2 separate regions of the Homo sapiens genome follow, and region 2 is linked to region 1. A link is a contact called in ENCODE Hi-C or POLR2A ChIA-PET data. All regions are on one chromosome and are shown on one strand. Each heading gives the region's core, a stretch centred on a gene start or an enhancer-like site at or near the end of the contact. The rest is flanking DNA. Distances are from core to core; before and after follow the strand shown.

Evidence for each region. Hi-C counts contacts between places; a loop is a spot of excess contacts on that map. ChIA-PET counts read pairs that join two places held with the same protein, here RNA polymerase II (POLR2A). Pooled maps may share reads with other maps.
Region 2: a pooled map shows a loop between it and region 1 (3-fold over the local background). The contact joins the promoter of LINC00544 here to the promoter of LINC00297 in region 1. A Hi-C loop is called at or near these places in 1 of 168 maps with a recorded cell type or tissue (Caco-2), 1 of 37 single-sample maps with no recorded cell type and 4 of 50 pooled maps. POLR2A ChIA-PET finds 5 or more read pairs at or near these places in 10 of 52 experiments (AG04450, CD4-positive, alpha-beta T cell, MCF 10A and 7 more).

Annotation. Positions count from the first base shown.
Region 1 is chr13:29,885,207-29,890,006 of GRCh38, forward strand. It overlaps LINC00297 (long intergenic non-protein coding RNA 297), which reads right to left and starts at 3,199. Exons shown (of 2, transcript NR_046510.1): 1 at 2,823-3,199.
Region 2 is chr13:29,932,875-29,937,900 of GRCh38, forward strand. LINC00544 (long intergenic non-protein coding RNA 544) reads left to right here and starts at 3,657. Exons shown (of 5, transcript NR_033889.1): 1 at 3,657-3,827; 2 at 4,328-4,407. RefSeq lists enhancers at 1,941-2,000, 2,721-2,840, 2,971-3,090.

The DNA of each region.
Region 1 (4,800 bases), core at 1,949-4,448:
ATAAGTGATTATGTCATTGGAGGTGGGGTGGAGGCAAGAGAGCCAATCCTGTACATGCATAGTGTGATTAGCAGAGAAGTCGGCCTATCCAGCTGTGGTGGAGAAAAACCATTCAGGGTAAGTATTCACCACTGAGGAGAACTCTGATTTTGCTAGCCTATTTTCTGGGGTCTTACTATGTAGATCACTTGGGTAATGGATGAATCGAAAGCACATGAGAAAGGGTGGATTGATTTATACTGCAAAGGGCAGAGACTCACACTATGCTAATCCCCAACCCCGCTCCCATTACTGTAGATTGAATCAGAAATCTCTGCAATTGAGGCAAAGCTGTTTTTGCATTGGAAGAGCCCCTCAAATTATTATTATATTAATTCCCAGTAAAGGGCCATTGCCCTACTGGATGCAACCATGGACTAAGTCAGATTTGAAGGTCTATTCAAATAGGCCTTCAAATGTATGTATAAGAGAAGGTAGGACAACAGTGTGTATAGGGGTCAGGTGCAAGGGATTTGGCAGTCAGAGATCACAAAGAGTAGCCGCAGGTGCAGTGGCTCATGCCTGTAATCCCAACACTTTGGGAAGCCCAGGAGGGAAGAACATTTGAAGCCAGAATTTCAAGACCAGCCTCGGCAATGTATTGAAACCCCCATCTCTAAACAAAACAAAACAAAAAAATTAGCTGGGCACTGTGGTGAGCACCTATAGTCCCAGCAACTTGAGAGGCTGAGGTGGGAGAATCACTTGAGCCGGGGAGGCCCAGTGGTGATCCTGCCACTGCACTCCAGCCTGGGCAACAGAGCAAAACTCTGTCCAAAAAAAAAAAAAAGAAAAAAGAAAAGAAAAAAAGTAGCTATAGTGAGATAGGAATCAGACACAGGTGACAAGACCCCGCTGATAAAACAGGATGCAGTATAGAAGCCAGCCAAAACCCACCAAAACCAAGAGGGCAAGGAAAGCAACCTCTAGTCATCCTCATTACTCATTATACACTACTTATAATACATTAGCATACTAAAGGAACCTCCCACCAGCACCAGGACAGTTTACAAATGCCATGGCAACTTCCTGAAGTTACCCTACATGATCCAAAAGGGGGAAGAATCCTCATTTCCAGGACCTCCCCACCTCTTTCCCAGAAAACATGAATAATCCACCCCCTGTTCAGCATCTAATCAAGAAATAACCATAAGTATAGTCAGTCGAGCAGCCCCCAAATGCTACTCTGCCTATGGGGTAGCCACCCTTTTATTCCTTTACTTTTTAAGAAACTTGCTTTCACTTTACTCTGTTGGCTCACTCTTGAATTCTTTCCTATGTGAAGCCAAACACCCACGTGGCCTCCGAGGCTGAGCCCCAGTTTGGGGGTTTACCCTGTGACAATAGTATAGAACATCATTACTCACAGCGGAGTCTGCGGTCCCATAGTATCAGTGTCACCTGGGAGGGAGCTCATTAAAAAACGCAGAACCCTGGGCCATGTCTCAGACCTGTGGGGTCAGAACCCACATTTGAACAACATCCCCGGGTGATTCATGGCAATGTACACATTCAGGTTTGAGAAGCGCCAGCCTCGTGGGAAAGGTGGGCTGGGACCTCCATTCAAATTCTGCCTTTGCCAGTTTCTAGCTGTGGCAGAGACACAGAAGAGGGAAGGCTGTGAGGTCAGGCTGCCCACTTCACACACTACTGGTGTCCCACACATGCGAACCTATGGTCAAGATGTGTGCACGCTCTCAGCTTCCTCACCTGTACCCTGCAGACAATAATACGCCAACAACACTGGGTTGTTATGAGAATAATAAATCCAAATAAAGCACTTATCTGGAAAGTAGCAAGTGCTCAATAAATGCTAGATGCCAATGATTTTTTCTTTAAATGGTATGATGTTGGACAAGACTCTCAACCTCTCTGGACCTCAGGTTCTGTAGTGAGAACATAAGAACAATGATAACTAGTCCCTGGCCTGTGGGAAGGGTTAACAGATGTGTGCTGTATGGTCTGTAAACCTCTACAGAGATGATGATGCTGTTATCAGCAGCCTGTCAGAGGAAGAAGGATAGGTGTGAAGGTGATTCGTGCAGCCAGACCTGGCAAGAAGGCAAAACTCCTGATGGTGGGAGGAAGCTCTGACACGTGCTTGGGCCACTGAGGTTTTTCTGCAGCTCAGGGAAAATCAGACCACCCACAAATACGTGACGAGGTGAAAGGTCAGTGGGCTCATGTCACCCTGTCCTTTGTCTTATTCTCTCCACCTCCACCTAGGGACTGGACTAGACCGCCCAAGAAGGGACATTTGCTTAGTGGCTGCTGGGTAAACAACAACTTTACAGGATTCTGGCCAGTGTGAAACAAGAAGCAACACAGGTTTTCTACCCCGCAGCTTGCCTCAGAGCCCCCCAAGACTTCTCTTTTGCTTTTCTGTCTCACTCCTCTCTTCTTCTGACATATCCAGTCCCTTTGTAATCTTGACTTTCCTCTGAGGGTGCCACCAACTGTATCTGGGATACATTTCCTTATTTGCGGGACCATGAGACACTCACTCACTGTGGCTTGTTTAGTGCCTGAGGGGCAGAAAAACTGACCCTAGATTTACGGCTGCTGCTGCTGCTGAGGAGACTTTGAAGGTTTCTGCAGCAAACATCACCTTCTTTGTCTATCACAGCTCTGCTGGACAGAAGCACTGTGAGTCCCAACCCCAAGTGCCCTGTCAGGGCCAACATGTTAATGCAGCCACTACTGGAGGTCCCGAGAGGCCCGTCAAAAATCTGCCTAAGAATATGCCTCCATTTGGAAGGAAAGTGATCCATGTGGATACTTACCCCGCTAACTGATTTCTTCCTGGTGTTCTGCCACCACTTGCCTTTGAGAACTGAGTCCACAGCATCTCTTTTTTTGTCTTCCTGCTCCTCCAAAACAGCCTCCAAAACAGGATGTGTGTCCTGCATCCTCTAAAATTACAGTTGCAAAATTTAAGGCTCAGGTCAATGCTTGAGAAGTGTAAGCTCTGCCAAGCAAGGCTTTGCTTTTCCTTTTAATAATCTGTTTCCACATCTAGAACCATCCATAAAACCTTTGACAGCAAAATGCCCACCTCATAGAGATACATGTAAAATTTGAATTTTAGCCAGAGCAGAGATGCCAGCCCTGACCCTGATCCCCGGTCAGAGTCATCTGTCTCCTGAAGGAGGCCCTAAACCCTTGCCCTGCCCTGCCTGAGCTGTTCTATCATTTTTCGAGCTGGGTGAAGGACTCTTTCTGCCTCAGGAACAATATTAGTTACTGTTCAGGATAATGTACATTTGTGGTGCTCCAAGATATTACGTAATAATGCCCTGATGCTCTCTGGGAAGACAGAGTTCTGAAACTGACTCAACTATTTACTACTTCATGTGGAGAGGACTAGATTGCTTGGTGTATAGAAGTAGCACTCCTCTGGTCTCAACGACCAGGTGCCAGTAGCTTCCTCCCTGCTGGGCAGCTGCAGATCCTCTTCCTTTTCAGAAAGCAAGAATGGCACAGCATGTTGGGAGAGTTGTTTCTGTAGCAGGCCATCCATTTGTGTGTGTAGGTTGGTCTCTCTAGCATCTTCTAAGGGGATTCCATGTCAGGAGGTGAGTTATCAGAAGGAAGGAGGGCCCTCATGACTTTGTGCCCAAGTTGATGACCTGGAGCAGTTGACTGGCCCCCATTTGCCAGGGTGGGGTTGGCTTTGGGATCCTTCCCATGCTGCTGGTGACCCTGGCCCTGGTCAGTCCGGTGGGCAGCCCTGCTGTCCTGATCAGCGGGGAGGGGAGGCTCAGGTTCCATCCCCGTGGAGCAGCTCAGGCTGCTCTGAGACAGTTTTGTCCCTCAAAACAAAAGTGTTCCTTGATTTAAAAGAAAATGCTGGTCCCAACTCCTTAGTTTACTCTTTGTGGGTAACAAGCCTCCCATTCACTGTCCAGAGGGTCTCTTTCTCTGGGGCCTCAGAGAAGGCCTCATTGTTAGAAAACTAGAAAATGGCAATGTGGGACAGTGAGGCCCCGCGCTGCAAGCGCTCATGGCACTTGAATAGTTGGAAACAAGCCCCTCCCTCTCCCCCAATAGAGACTTGCTCAGATTTGAGACTCCAAAGCTTTTTTTTCTTTTGTGATGTAGACTCTTGACTGTAGACTGTGTCAGTGTTTTCTGAGACCAGGTGAAAAATGGCTGCAATAAAAACAAGGCTTGGCTTTCCTTATTTATGATACTCCCCTGCACCCAGACACAAACAACTAAGTCTTCACAACCCTAAGGCAGAGTTACATAAAGAATAGGGAATCAAGCCAGGTGCAGTAGCTCATGCCTGCATCTCAGCAGTTTGGGAGGCCGAGGTGGGAGGATCACTTGAGCCCAGGAGTTTGAGACCAGCCTGGGCAACATAGTAAGACACCGTCTCTACAAAAAAATAAAAAACAGCTGGACATGGTGGCACATGTCTGTAGTCCCAGCTACTTGGGAGGCTGAGGCAGGAGGACTGCTTGAACCTGGGAGATTGAGGCTGCAGTGAGCTATGATTATGCCATTGCACTCCAGCCTGGGTAACAGAGTAAGATCCTGTCTCAAAACAAAACAAAACAAAACAAAAAAGAAAAACAACAACAACAACGACAACAAAAAAAAAAACAGAATAGGGGAATCATTTGAAGACAGGTGACCGGTTCCTCAAGACAGCAAATAATGTGTTACTTGGATAAGAATGAAATTTCCGTTGGTTTATTTTTGCTGCAGGTGCAGGGTAAGAAGGCTGTGGGCTAAACTATCCTTAAATCATGATAG
Region 2 (5,026 bases), core at 2,407-4,906, 48 kb after region 1:
TATCATTCATGTGTTCACTGGAGTAACATTTTAAATTTCTTTCAAGAACTTTTTCTTTGCATTTACAACTTGGCTAACGGTTTGGAGCAAGAGGCCTCACTTTCAGCCGAACTAGGTTTTTGGCCTGCCTTCCTTAATAAGCGGAATCTTTTCTAGCTTTCAAAGTCAAGTGGGAGACATGCGACTCTTCCTTCCACTTAAACACTTAGAGGACATTGTAGGGTTATTAATTGTTCCAATTTCAATATTATTGTGTCTCAGGGAATAGGGAGGCCCAAGGAAAGGGAGAGAGATGGGGTAATGGCCAATTTGCAGGGCAGTCTGAACACATACATTTATTGATTGAGTTTGCTGTCTTATGTGGGTGCAATTGGTGGCACACCAAAACAATTACAATAGTAACATTAAAGATCACTGATCACAGATCATCAAAACAGATATAATAATAATGTAAAATATTGCGAGAATTACCAAAATGTGACACAGAGTCATGAAGTGAGTGCTATTGTTGGAAAAATGGCCCTGATATACTTGCTTGACACAGGGTTGCTGCAAACCTTCAATGTGTACAAAACACAGTATCTGCAGAGTGCAATACAGCAAAGCACAATAAAATGAGACATGCCCATCATTGCTACTACTCTGAGACAGGCATTATTAGGCACTGTACCTCTGGTATCTCATGGAATACTTTAAATGCTTCTATGAAGTAGGCATAATTACTACCGCTATGGCTGTTTTTCATAGTTGGTCATCCTGCCCCGATCCTTGCTCCTCTGCAGTCCGTTCTCTACACAGTGGCCAGATGGATTCTCCCCCATGCATCGTCTCACTGCACCCTTCTGCTTCGAATTGCCCCATGGCGTTTTAGTTATATAACACCATCACCCCCAAACATAGTAGCTTAAAAAACAAAAATGATTTCTGTCTTTGTTGATGAGGAATTCAGGAAGGACTTGGTCTGGTAGTTCTCCCTGGGAGGTCCCTATCACAATTGCAGTCATGAGTTGGCTAGGCCTGCCATCATTTGACGTCGTGATGGGGCTAGACAGCCTGCTCCTAAGATGGCCCAACCACACACCTGCCTGGGAAGCTGGGACAGGCTGGAGGCTGGAGGTCTCTGTTCTCTCCACACAGGCTTATCCAACAGAGCTGCTGAGTGTAGGGCGTGGAGGTTGGCTTCGCCATGGGAGCAATGCAAGGTGCCAAGATGGACGTGGTATTGCCTTTTATACTCTAGTCTTGGAAGTCACACCCCATCATGTCCACCATAAGCTAGTGGTACAGGAATTTGCAAATATCTGCTTGGGTTTGAGGAGGGAGGACATAGACTGCGCCTCACTATGAAGTCATGTCAATCATCAGTTGTGGCACAGGGTATGTAGTGGGGTTTATATTGGGGTCTGGGGAATATAAAGCCTGTGTCCAGAACCAAAGCACTGTTCTACCCCTACACAGAACACTCTCTATCCAAAGACCCTTTGGTTAGCATTGCTTTTTGCCATTTCGGCCTTGCTAAGGCATGAGAAATGTTGCCACATCCGTTGCATCTGCTACAAAGGCATGCTAGTAATTATCAGTGATAACAGAATGAAAAGAATACAGTTGGTTTTGAGCTTCTAACATATGGTATTGTTGGCTCTTTCTGAGAAGAGAGATCCTGCTTGTGCCCAAGGAATCCCTGAGGATCCCTACGTAGGACCCACTCATCCCACTGCTTTGTCTCTCTACTACAGGGCAGTCTGTGTCCAGCCACTTCTGGGAAGTGGAGTATCTGATTGGTTACCCTGTGTCATAAAAGAGAGGGCATCTGAACTAATCTCTTTATGCAGAGTTTCACAGCACTTCCTCTGGGTCACACCCTCATAGCTCCATTCAGGCAAGGTATAGATTTGAGTAGAAATATCTGTCCTGAGCATCGAGGTACCGCGGTGATGCAAATGTAAGCCCCAGCACAGACAGCATGTCTGTGTTTCTAGTGAGCTGGCAGATGGCTTTTAAAGTCAAGTTACAAGTGTGTCCAGGCACAGGGACAGCTGTGTGAGCAAAGGAACACTTTTGTGCCAGGGAGGGAGAGAGGACCAGCTCTAGGGGGAACTATAGGCTCTGCAGGCTCAGAAAGAGGCAGGTGTGATGAAAACCTTCCAGGAGCACCTCATCACTCCGTTCAGGCCTCCTGACTCATTAGGAGATTCTGGTGACACCCCGCCTCCCTGGCTTCAATCTCTCTAGCTGTAAGCCTGGGGATTGGAAGACTTGGCACAGTCTTTCCTCCCCAAGGGTGCCGTGCTGATGATGTTTGCAGAGTGCATCACACTCCTCTGATAAAAGGTGTCTCCTGAGTACAAAGTATCATTGTCACTATATTCCACAATGTGGCTAAATATAGGTGTGCACCAATCTGCTGAAGAGCAGAGTGTCTCTTCAGCATTTGCCTGGGAGGAGCAAGTGGCCCAGTGGCTGCATAGGATGCAGCAGAAAAGAGCTGGCATGCAGCAGCAGTGTACCTGAGACCAGGGCATGGGGAGAGGGAAAGGCCCTGCATGCCCCCCTGGTGGGCAGCCCCAGCCCACTTGGTGACAGTGAGGCCTGAGTGCAGCAAGGCTGGAGTCATGCTGTGAAAGCCCACAGTAGCAGAGCCCCTGCCAGGAATATAGCAAGGAGATCACAGATCACAGAGTACATTGCACCTGCCCCATGCAGTGGCGGAGCAAGACGCTCAAGGGTCTGGAGTTAAGAGGGACCATTTGAGGTTAAGAGGGAAGGAGTCTCCCTTGTTTTGGTTTTTGTTTTTTGTTTTCCCACACAGTCCCAGAGGGTACTGTGGTGTTCTGACACACTCCCTGTGTCAGAGCTGTTTTTTCATTATGACCAAGACAGAGCAGGTGTGAGAGCTGAGCATCCTCCCCTTGCTGTGCTCCTCTGGTCTCCAAGGCACCCTCCCCATGCGCTGCTTCCTTCCACTTACCGCCCTCGCACGGCACCACATCCTGAGCTCTGCTTGTTCCCTCTTCAGACTGGCAGGTGGTTATAGAGGTGTTTGGGGTGTCAGCTCTGAAATGCTAAAAATAAAACCAGGCTTTCTATCCTGGGATGTCTCATTAGTTTGCTTACAAATGAGTCCCCCTGCAGTTTTTCAGCAATTGGCTAACAAGCTCTAATTTGAGCGTTTGGGCTGGACCTTGGCTCAGTGGGAGCAGACGCGGAGCAGACGCCTTCTCGGAGCTGCCTGTTTGGGGAAGCTGGTCGTTTCCACTCTAGCTCAGCCTCCCAGAACAGGGAAGCTGCAGGAAAGTTGACAAAAGCACAGCAAAGCAGGGAGAGCCTCCTCGGTAGAGAGCAACGACCAGGTGGGTGTGGGTGTGGAGAGCAGTGGGGCCCACCTGGGCAGGTGCGGGGGGATGGGAGGAGGGGCTGAGAGTGCTCTCTAAGTTAAGGTCACGGTGTAGAGGAGAGGACTTGAAAACTTCCTGCAGCAGCTTCGTGGCCCGGTGAAATGTTCTCAGCAGCAAGCATGAAGCTCTGATTTGTAAAAAAATCAATACGGCTTGCATGCCAACTATGCCTTCTCCAATCCTGCATTTGTGATGTCAGAGGTTGTCATTCTGGGCTATGGAGCAAACCTTTCAGGGTTGACCCAGTCCTTCTAGGTCATGTGGAGTGGGCCAGCTTTAATGAACCTGTCTAAAAGGAAGGAAGAGAAAGAGCTCAGCTCCTTAGGGGAACAAGGTGGACCTTGGCAGCTGTCTCACTCCTCACCAGCTCTTCACCTCAGATCTTGTCCTGACTTCCTGGTCCACTAACGGCCTCCTGGATAGAAGAGTCAGGTAATGATCCCTGCCTTTCAATACTCATTGCTCAGTTTCAACAATCATCAACAATTTGCCAATCTCATTTCATCTCTCCTCTTATCTTTTTCCTTTTCTGGAGTATTCAGATCCTCTCACTTTCTGAGTGGAACTAAGAGTCTTCCTCACCTTCATCACCACTATTAGCTTATAAACCTCTTTTAAGGACAGGGATTCACCTCAGCTCAATTATGTTTTGTTACACACGTGGTACCCATCTTCTGTGTTGAGAGATGTTTGAATTATACAGTTTTTAGTGCATTAAGTGTTAGTGTTTGGGATCCAATTTGGCTCACTCTAGATGAGCTATAGAGTCTTCATTTTTTCTCCTCTCCCTTTTTCCTTCTTGAGTTAAAAATCACAGTTACCCAGCCTCCCCATACCTCCCCCCGCACCCTATATTACCACTTGTTTTTCTTTCTTTTTTCTAACCACACCCTGAGGCATTTCACCAGCAACTCTTTATTATCTAACCACAGTTCACCAGCCCAGGAGATGTTCTGAAAATTGACAATGATCATGATATACCCTGGATCCAGAATACTTCTCTATACAATGGGTGTGTATAAAGACAGACAGACCTGCCAGGCTCCATCAGGAAAGCTCTGTGTCTCCTTCACATGTGGAGGGACAGAATATTATCTGGAGATGGAGAATGCTTCTGAGAGCCTCTAGCACAGGGATCCCCAACCCCACAGCCTCGGGCAGGTCCCAGTCCCAGTCTGTGGCCTGTTAGGAACCGGGCCACACAACCGGGGGTGAGCGGTGGGCAAGTGAGCGTTACCACGTGAGCTCTGCCTCCTGTCGGATCAGCCGGTAGCATAAGAGTCTCATAGAAGCGTGAACTCTATTGTGAATTGCGCAAGTGAGGGCTCTAGGTTGGGTGCTTCTTATGAGAATCTAATGCCTGAGGATGAGGCAAAACAGTTTCATTCCAAAATCATCCCCCGGACCCCATCTGTGGAAAAATTGTCTTCCATGAAACCCGTCCCTAATGCCAAAAAATTTGGAGACCACTGCTCTAGTAGGCCTGCCTACTGGGCTTACTTTGTGTATATGAAATTGATAATTATTCCTCGTTTCAGAAATTTAAAATGTTACATTTATATTTCTTTCATATTTCCAACATTGTACCAAAGGTCAGTCCTAGAATGCTTTGTTTTAGCTGTTTTTCTTTC